Linked DNA regions of Homo sapiens: region 1 is linked to region 2. A link is a contact called in ENCODE Hi-C or POLR2A ChIA-PET data. All regions are on one chromosome and are shown on one strand. Each heading gives the region's core, a stretch centred on a gene start or an enhancer-like site at or near the end of the contact. The rest is flanking DNA. Distances are from core to core; before and after follow the strand shown.

Evidence for each region. Hi-C counts contacts between places; a loop is a spot of excess contacts on that map. ChIA-PET counts read pairs that join two places held with the same protein, here RNA polymerase II (POLR2A). Pooled maps may share reads with other maps.
Region 1: a loop to region 2 is called in a map of naive thymus-derived CD4-positive, alpha-beta T cell, with 2.0 times the contacts of the local background. The contact joins the promoter of GPRIN3 here to the enhancer-like site in region 2. A Hi-C loop is called at or near these places in 1 of 168 maps with a recorded cell type or tissue (naive thymus-derived CD4-positive, alpha-beta T cell), 1 of 37 single-sample maps with no recorded cell type and 8 of 50 pooled maps. POLR2A ChIA-PET finds 5 or more read pairs at or near these places in 3 of 52 experiments (activated CD4-positive, alpha-beta memory T cell and activated naive CD4-positive, alpha-beta T cell).

The regions. Positions count from the first base shown.
Region 1 is chr4:89,305,483-89,310,701 of GRCh38, reverse strand. GPRIN3 (GPRIN family member 3) reads left to right here and starts at 2,902. Exons shown (of 2, transcript NM_198281.3): 1 at 2,902-3,087. RefSeq lists silencers at 2,823-2,892, 2,903-2,952.
Region 2 is chr4:89,467,148-89,472,249 of GRCh38, reverse strand. It overlaps LOC105377328 (a long non-coding RNA gene), which reads left to right. Exons shown (of 4, transcript XR_938981.2): 3 at 2,019-2,132. Among named protein-coding and RNA genes, the nearest start is that of GPRIN3, 160 kb to the right of the region's middle. Within about 2 kb of position 2,034, at least 4 of the 41 ENCODE cell types and tissues checked have a DNase peak (open chromatin) inside an H3K27ac peak, as active enhancers do.

The DNA of each region.
Region 1 (5,219 bases), core at 1,653-4,152, 160 kb after region 2:
GGCAGAATAATGACCCTCTCCAATGATATCTACACCCTGGGACCTATGAATATATTACCTTACATGGCAAAGGGACTTCACAGATGTGATTAAGAACATTGAAATGGGGAGATTACTCTGGGTTATCCAGGTGGACCCCATGTCATTACAGGGGTCCTTCCAGGAGGGATGCAGGAGGATCAGAGTTGGAGGAGATGAGGCAAGAGAAGTAGAGGTTAGAGTTCTCCAACCAAGGAATGCAGGCAGCCTCTAGAAGCCAGAAAAGACAAGGAGGGAACAGGTGATTCCCCTCAGTCTCCAGAAAGAGTGCACAGCCCCTGCGGGCCTTTGATTTCAACTCTAAAAGATCCATTTTCAGATGTCTGACTTCCAGAACTGTTAGCTAATAAATTTGTATTTTATTCAGTTGGTGATACTTTGTTGGCAGCAACAGGAAATGAATACAGTAAGATAGTACAAACAGACCTAGACAGAACTAGAGATAGGTCACAACCTAGTCCCTACCACACATATAATATATTAAATGTATAATCTCAGGAAAGTCACCCTATCTCAGTTTCCTTTCCTGTAGAGTGAAATTATATCTGCCTTACTGTGTTGTATAAAGACAAATAAAATTATTCACATGAACACTTTGCAAAGTGTTTCATCCTATACAAATGTTAGGCCTAAAACTTTGGCTTAGTTTGCTTAATGAGAGGGAGAACTGGAATAAAGACATCTGTGCTTAGCATATTTATGATATGAATACTATGATGACATAAATATTATGCCACAACCACTCCTGTCATAAAGATGTCCTTTTAGAAGCGGCCTAGTGTAGGGAAGATGACCCAGCTCCCTTCGTCTTCAACCAAAATGAACATGGCTAGCCGGAGAACCCAGACAGAGCCAGAGAATCCTTCTTAACCCACCTTCAGGAAGCAGCTATCAATTAACTACACCTGGCATAAAAGAAGAAACTTATTTAAAATCCCTGATCTAGGGGCTTAGAAAGTTTGATCTTTTTTTTTTTTTTTTAATACTTTAAGTTCTAGAGTACATGTGCACAACGTGCAGGTTTGTTACATATGTATACATGTGCCATGTTGGTGTGCTGCACTCATTAACTTCTCATTTACATTAGGTATATCTGCTAATACTATCTCTCCCCCCTCCCCCAACCCCACAACAGGCCCCGGTGTGTGATGTTCCCCTTCCTATGTCCATGTGTTCTCATTGTTCAATTCCCATCTATGAGTGAGAACATGCGGTGTTTGTTTTTTTGTTCTTGTGATAGTTTGCTAAGAATGATGGTTTCCAGCTTCATCCATGTCCCTACAAAGGACATGAACTCATCCTTTTTTGTGGCTGCATAGTATTCCATGGTATACATGTGCCACATTTTCCTAATCCAGTCTATCATTGACGGACATTTGGGTTGGTTGCAAGTCTTTGCTATTGTGAATAGTGCCGCAAAGTTTGATCTTTTGGCCAGTAGCATGGGCATTACCTGGGAGCTTGTTAGAAATGCCTATCCTGGGCCAGGCATGGCTCACGCCTGTAATTCCAGCACTTTGGGAGGCCGAGGCGGGCGGATCACCTGAGGTCAGGTGTTCCAGACCAGCCTGGCCAACGTGGAGAAACCCTGTCTCTACTAAAAATACAAAAATTAGCCGGGCGTGGTGGTGGGCGCCTGTAATCCCAGCTACTTGGGAGGCTGAGGCAGGAGAATCGCTTGACCCCGGGAAGCGGAGCTTGCAGTGAGCCGAGAGCGCGCCACTGCACTCCAGCCTAGGAGACGAAGCAAAAAACAAAAAACAACAACAACAAAAAACTAAAAAAGCGTTTCCTCAGTCCCTACCCCAGACCTATTGGATCACAATCAGCATTTTAACAAGACCCCCTAGGTGAGTCCTGTGTACTAGATGAGAGGATATATTTTGGATTGGTTTGAATCCCAGCTGAGCAGGTTACTACTGTGTGACCTCAAGCAAAGTGTTTAGATCATATAAGCCTGTTTCCTCGTCCACATGGTAAGGCACCTCAATGGGTTGTAGTAAGAATTAAAGAGGCTGAGGCTGTATGTAAGGCATTTTTCACAGAGCCTTCCAACAAATACCCAGTTAATAATGAAGCTCTTTTCATCGTATCATTTTGCACCATCTACAGCTGCTAACCATACTACACATCCATTCAGGATTCTGGAGCTGCTCAACAGGGAAGATTTCCAAAGCCCTCAAAGCCCTCCAAGCCCATGGGGTAGCGGGAAGGGGATGGGGACAGGAACACTGTCAGCAGTGCCTCTCCGAATACGCAGGATACTGTACATTTTGCAAAACATATTACTTATCGGATGATCTTGCTTTCAGATCTCCACTGCACGTGGCTTTATTGGAAACCTTCTGCTAGAGTCTAGACTCAGCCATGGAGTCTGGTGACCTGTGGGAGGGAGCAAGGGCCAGAATGCCTGCTAAATCGCTCTGGGTCCCCAGCCCTCTTCCTTAATCCCTTCTTAACTTTCCATCTGTCTCTGGTCTCCAGGGGTGCAGAACCACAACCCACCAGACCCCTCCTAGCTCCCGGCCCGGCGCTCAGCAGCCTGGGCTGCAACACTTTCCCCCAGGACCGGGAAGGCGGGGGAGGGGGTTTGGAGGGGGCGGAGCTCGGCCTCCTGCTGCCGCCGCTGCTGCTGCCGCCGCCGCCGCCTGCAAAGCTGTCGCCCCTCTCTCGGATGCTCAGGCTGGGCAGCGCTGGACAGATGGGTACACCCCGGGCCTGACGGATGAACAGTCGGGCAAGTGAACTCTCACCTCCAAACTGGCTCTGCGCCCGGCGGGGGCGGCGGCGGCGTCTGCAGCCCCGCGGTGGGGGCAGCCCCCTCGGTCTACGCCCGACTGCTGCGCGCCGCCTCTGCTCTTGGCATAGTAATTTCAGTTCCTGAACGCACGGAGCTCGCTCCGGGACCGGGCTGAGAAGGACCTCAGCTCGCGGGCCCGCCGGAGCCATCGGTGTGGCGCCGAGAGACGGTGCTTGGGATATGCGACGGGAAGCCCCCGCCACAGCGCAGGCAGTGGCCCCGCCGCGCCGCGGAGCCGGGCAGAGCAGGTAGGAGACGCCCCCTGCGCACCTCCGCCTGGCGGCCAGCGCGGGGGACCGGAGCCTGGTGGTGTGCTCTGTAGGGATGCGGAAGGGATTCGGTCCCACATTTTGCACAGGGATCCTTTGCCTGTTGCTCTTGTCTCTGTCCCATCCTGCGCTCTAGGAGGGGCAGTCTTTCTCGCAGGTGATGAATTTCTCTGCAAGGTCATTGCTCTCTTTGGCTCTGGCTTTGAAGGTAAATGGGAGAAGACGCCTGCTGATCGTGGGCAGGGAAATTTATAATCAATCGGGTCTGCACACTGCGAATATCCGAATATGAGGGGTGTGTGTGTGTGTGTGTGTGTGTGTGTGACATTTGTCTCATTTTCCTATGCTTATCCCCTTTAAGGTCAAAACATAGAAATATATATTACATATGGATGTATGTATGTGTGTGTATATACACACACATACATAAATGCATATGTAAATAGGTTTTCTTGAGGTAGGCAGAAAGAAGAGGAAGGGCGGGCAGGGGTTGATAAAGGGAAATCGTTGTAGAGACATGTTCACTAATAGAGGCGAACTTTGGAACCACATTAAATCAGGGTAGAGACTAGAGGTGATAAACGGTTCTTTCAAGATGGGCTTTAGAAGAGGTCTGAAGGAGCCTGTCAGCCAACACACACAGAAGATCTTCATGCTCTCCAGGCAGATGGAAACGATGTAGGCATCATTTCAGACGCAATAATGGACAGTGAAAGAGGGAAAAAAGGAGAGGTACTTAATATGCCACTGGGAAGTGAATTTTGGGTGATGGGAAGGCATCGAATCCAGACCAGGTTTCAAGGGCTTTCTGGAGGGCCATTGGGAGAAATCACCGCTTGGGGTGTAGGCAGTTCAAGGTTAAGACGATGTGAATGTCCACAAAGCAGCCGAGGAGGTGGGCAAAAGGCAAGGGCTTGGAGGGGGAGGGGAGAAACAGAGCTCTGAGCAGTCACTCAAGAAGCACCCACCTTTGAGTAAGGTGTCTTCTTCCTCTTGGTTAAAGCGGTACTTGGGTATGCTCCATCTAAATATTTTCACAACACATTTGTTTAAAGATCCATTGGACTATGTTTTTATTTTGTTTTTGCAAGGTATCTGGGTCATGGTGGGACTAGAAGAAACTGAAGTGTTTACAACACCAGCAAGATTTGGGAGAGAGGGTTGATTAAGGCTTTGCTTCATGAAATATTTACACATCTCCTGCGTGGGCTTTTGTTTGCTCTTGTTGGTGCTGCTGCATATTTTACTTTGATAATGCTTTGAGTGTACTTCGCCCGAATGTGCTTATTTTCCAGTTATAACCTATTCTTTCTTTTCCCATTGTGCTCACCATTGGCCTGCCCTGAGTAACAATTGTGGGAATAAAGGTACATGAGTCACAGCCCAAAGCAGAAAATCTCTGCTGCTATCTGCAAAAGACAGGAGTTTGCGTTAGAGAATGTTCTTTTTCGAGTTTTTGTGTGTGTTTAGTTTTTCAAGTTTTGTGTGTCTTTAATCGAGGGAATAGGTTATTGATTCAAAAGAGAAAAAAAAAACAGCAATTGCAATTGCAGGCCTAGATGTTATATGATTGAAATTTATTTTGGAAACAGCAGAGGAACTCATGGAGAGCCATGTACAGTGTGTTGTGGTGTGGTGAGCCTTCACCTAATCACTAACTAGACTTCTACGAAAATGATTAGGACAAAATCACAAGTGCATCAGCTTCACATGGGAAGTAGAGGACTGAGGCGTTGTATGAGTCAGATCAGTGTCAATTGGAGGGCAGGCTGGATTCCAGCAAGCTGTTTTGAAATTTGAGTGTTTTAATTGCCTCAAAAAAATTGCCCAATATGCTTAATTATTTGTTCCTGCAACATTTTCTTAATTATGCCTCAACATACTTAAAAGACTATATTTAGATCCAGCTATCCTTCACTGTTTGAATTTCCAGTTGCAAAATCTGCAGCTTGCAGGAAACACGGAAATATTGGTCTTGGAATCACAAAATTATAAAATGTTGGGCTCAGAGAAGGAGGACACATGATTCTAGCCACAGCTCTTATTTGAGCTCTTTCATTGGCAGCTGCTCCTGCCCTTTATGCACTCATTCATTCACTTTTTCATGAATA
Region 2 (5,102 bases), core at 785-3,284:
TAATGAAAACTTCTTGCAAAACACAAAATATAAAATGTCATATTTTTAACTTTTTATGTTAGGAAAATAGTGCTGGAATTATGAACGAATATTTTTGCATAAAATTGTCCTTTTTATGTTTTAACAGTGAAAACTTAGCTATTATTAAGTTTGTTATCTATATTAAGACATTATCTATATTAATATCAAAAATTGACTGGGCCTGGTGTTCTGGCTTGTGCCTATAATCCAAACACTTTGGGAGGCTGAGGCAGGAGGCCTACTTGAGTCCAGGAGTTTGGGACCAGCCTGGGCAACATAGCAAGACCCTGTCTTCAGAAAAAGAAGAAAAAAACGGATTGGTTATATAAATAACAGTACAATTATATAATTGAATATTATGCAGTCATTAAAAAATAATAAAATAGAACTGAATGTATTCTTTTAAAAGACATAAACAATATATTACTTTAAAATGCAGCTAAGGGAGAATATTATGGCACAGTTATATCTCTATCTCTCCCGCTAGCTCTACATGCGTAAGAAATTCTGCAAGAAATTACCAACAGGTTAATAGTGGTTATTCTGATAATGTGAAATTGCAAGGTTACTCTCACTTTCTCTCTACCATTTGAAATTTTAGAATAATAAAAAAACCCTGACTAGTATTAGTCAGGGCTCTCCAGAGAAACAGAACCAACAGGACATATACAAATACATAAGAGAAAGATTTATAAGAATTGGCTCATGTGATTATGGAGGCTGAGAAGTCCCACAGTATGTCCTCAGACCCAGAAAAACTGGTGGTGTAATTCAGACTGAGTACCACGGCCAAAGAAGCAGGAGAGCAGATGATGGATTTCACAGTCTGGGGCCAACAGCCTGACAAGGTAGGGAGTAGGCAGAAGTGTGCTGGTGTGAGTCCCAGCGTCTGAAGGCTCCGATGTGCAAGGGTATAAGCAGATGGATGTCCCAGCTCAAGAAGAGAGAAACAGAATTTGCCCCTTCCTTTTGGTTTGATATGGGCCCTCAACAGACTGCATGATGCCAGCCTATATTGTTGAGGGTGGATCTTCTTTGCTGAGTCTACTGACCGAAATACTAATCTCCTCCAAAACCACCATCACAGATACACTCAGAAATATTTTCCTAGCTACCTGGATATCCCATATTCCAGTCATATTGACACATAAAGTTAACCATCACAATATGTTATCTGAAAAAAAAATTTATGAAATGACTTCTATTGTTGCCTTATGAGGAGCTTTCTGAACAACCCTTTTTTAGACAGACAAAATCGTACAGGCCAAATGACATAGAAACCCTTTCTTCTATGTTTGCATCCCAACTCCTACCACTGAGTGCTTTCCATTCCCCAGCAACTAAACTTAAAACTGATATATTTCATAGGATTTGCTGCATAGCAAACTCATGACTACTTACTGTTCATTATTTTAGCTTTACATAGTGGTAAATTACACAAAGGTGTCTGGCCATTTGAGAAAAGCCCAAATACAGGGCTTCCTATTTTTATTAAGGTAAAACATGCTCTCAATAATCCAAAGTTGAAATTATGGAACAATTTTTCATTTCCTCTTTGCTTTCTATATTATGTCACCAACAAGGTCACCCATATACTTCCACTCCTTTCTATTCTTTACAATAGGGATAGGTAAATGTTTTCCTGTAAAGGACCAGGTAGTAAATATTTTAGCACAACATGCTTGTATTTTAAATACACTTTGCTAAATGAAATAAGTCAGACATTAAAAGGCTCATTTTGTATAATTTCATTAATAAACACTCTGGAAAAGGCAAAACTATTGGAATAGAAAGTAGCTTAATGGTTGCCGGTGGTAGAGGAATGATGGGAGAGGTGAATATAAATTAGAAGCAACTGGGAACTTGGGGGATGAGAAAACTGTTCTGTATGAAACTGTGACTGTGGACACATGACTCATTGCATTTGTCAAACTCACAGAAACGTAAGCCGCAAAGAGTGAATTTTACTGCACGTTCCTTTTTTAAAAATCAAACAGGATGTGTGGAGGAGTGGAACGCAAACTGCCAAATAAATCTAGCTGTATTACAGATGAATCACATGATCACACTAAAGGACATGAGGAAGAAAGGAGCTGACTTAAGTAACTTTGGTAAGCAGTTATGTGACGGTATATTTTAAAGACAAAAAGTAATGTACACTAACACTCTGCTCTAGTGTAGGGGTTGGCAAACTTTTTGAGTAAAAAACAAGATAGTAAATATGTTAGGCTTTGTGGGTCATATAGTCTCCATTACCACTTCTCAACCCTGCTGTTGGAGCACAGAAGCAGCCATAGACAATACATAAATAAATGAGTGTGGCTATGTTTTAACAACACTTTATTTATAAAAACAAATACAGGGTCAGATGTGGCTTGTGAGCCATAGGTTGCTAATTCCTGATACAGTTGGCAAATTAGTCTCTTACATGGGTATGGGTTTCATTTCATATTTTATAGTAAGGTTGAGCTAATAAGTAAATATAGTGTAGACAGTGAAAGCTGAGTTTCTCACTGTCAAAAGAAGAAGTTACAAATAAGGAAAGGGTGGATGCTGGAATGAACCACTGGTACTGGATTAGAGATGGAGATATCAGTATGAACTCATGATTTTCAAATATCTGCAAATGTAGATAAACAAATATGAGGCTCATGCCTTATGTTTATAGGCATGAGTTAGTGTAATACATGTATCTCCAGTTGTATCCATTAAAATGTGCTAGAAGAAGTATCATGCCAGCAGCAAAGAGCTTCATTTCTAAATATCATGTGCTCATAAAAGGAACTATGGTTCCTTGGAAAAATGATTCATTTCAGGGTTATGGCAGGAAAAATATAAACAATCCTGGAACAATTTGTGATACTGGAGAGTAAGAAAGTAATTAAAAATGAGCAAATAAAATATCAAAGCATATTCAAAGGGCAAAAGAGACAACCTGAAAAAAAATCCCAATAGCCAAAATTAGGACAATTTGAGAAACAAAAAAAGTAATGATAGTATTGTATTGTAACCCAAAGAATGAAATAAATACTCATTCTGATATTAAAAAAAAACTGAATAAATAAATCAGTAGAGGAAAAGAGACAAATCATCCTTACGAAATATTTCTAATTAAAAACTTAAAAGGCATAAGGGAAATAGAAAATAGAAAGTCATTGCTAGAACACCACAGCAATAATTGACTTATGCAGGATCAGTGATGGATCCTAAAATTGATAGGTAAAATTTAAGTAGAAATAAGATTTTGCATAGTCACTGTGTGTCCATTTGGACTGCATTAACAAATGATCATAGACTGTGTGGCTTATAAACAACAGAAATGTATTTTTCAACAGTTCTGAAGGCCAGTAAGTCTAAAATAAACACACTGGCAGGTTCAGTGTCTGGTGAGGACCCACTTCCTCATAAAAAGCTATCTTCTCATTGTAACCTCGCATGGCTGAAGGTGCAAGCAATCTCTCTGAAGTCTCTTTTACAACAGCACTAATCCCATTCTTGAGGGCTCCACCCGAATGACCTCATCACCTCCCAAAGGCCCCACTCCCAAATACCATGACCTTGGGTGTTAGAATTTCAGGACATAAATTTGGAAGGAACATAAACATTCAATCCACTGCAATCACAAAGTATCTCTCTCAAAATATTTAGTAATCACAAAGAGAAAAACAGCAACTTTACAATGGAAAAACATGGCAGACGCCAAGTGATCAAGATTAATATAATCAGTAATAAGACATATCAATGTCATTTACTTTGGATATGATGCATTCAGAAGTGCATATCATCAGAGGTAAATGATATTGATATGCATTATTCTTCTTAATAATGCATAGCCTTAATATAATCAATAAAAAATCTAACAAACCCAAATGGAGCAAAGTTCTATAAAATAACTCCTCTTCAGTAATATTAAAAACAAGATAAGGAAAGACTGAGAAAGCATCTCAGATTGGAAGAGGCTAAGGACATTCAGCAGCTATGTACAATGTGAGGTTCTAAATTGGATCCTGAACCAAAAATAATAAAATAAACTAGTGAAAAAATGGTGAAATCTGAATAAATTCTGTAGTTTCATTAATAGCATAATACCAAGGTTAATTTCCTAGGTTTGATCATTTTATTCTTTGGCTGTGTAAGATGTTGGCATAAGGATAATCTGGGTAAATATATATAAAATAGACTCTGTACTACTTTTTGCGTCTCTTCTGTGTGTCTAAAATTATCACGAAATTTTAAAAAATGTTAAGGCTAAAAATTCATCTGCTGCACACCAATTATAAGTATAGGATTAAATGGTGGGGCTATTAAAAACCTTTCACAATGGTATATAAATGCCTATTCAATATAATTAACATATACTTTACAGATTAGATGATTTTTCTTGGTGTAACCCATTTGTCATCATGGACTCGGGGTTAAAGGAAAGCATATGACAACTGCCAGTAGGATCCAGCTCTGAAGAAATTAAATACAAGGTCAATGATGATGATCTGCTTCCCTGGTACAGCTTTGCTGAAGCTTCAGGACTCTGTGAGAAGCCCAGAATTTGACTTGGCACCCAAGCTAGCCTAGAACCAACAACATTAATGCAAAGAGGCTCTGAACTAGGAAAGTCTAAAAGTCTAAATAAATACACTGTCTCTCCATGTCCTGTACATATGGATTCAGAAGTGTTCCCATGATCTGAGATAGAGAATACTGAGAAGGCTAATGGACTGACAAAGGTTGGAGGGTCATGGCTGAAATATTCTGGGATTTCAATATTGGAGGCAAGTGACTAGAACCATTTCAGAGTAGGTGCCAACATAATGTCTCAAAACACTATACAGAAGTGGTCACATCCAGTGGATAGCAGTCAGGGGTTGGTAAGACTGCATGCTTCTCAGAAAACTGGCAAGGATTCCTATGACTATGCCTTCAAAACCATTTTCTCCTATTCCTACAAGGACTTTTGAGTCTCCAAAAAAACTCAGAAATCACCTGAAATTAGATCACAGGGAAAATGAGGAAATCTAAAAGACTGAAAACTTGCACAAAAAAACCTAAAACAAACCAAAGAGATTTATGCTGGAAGAAATTGA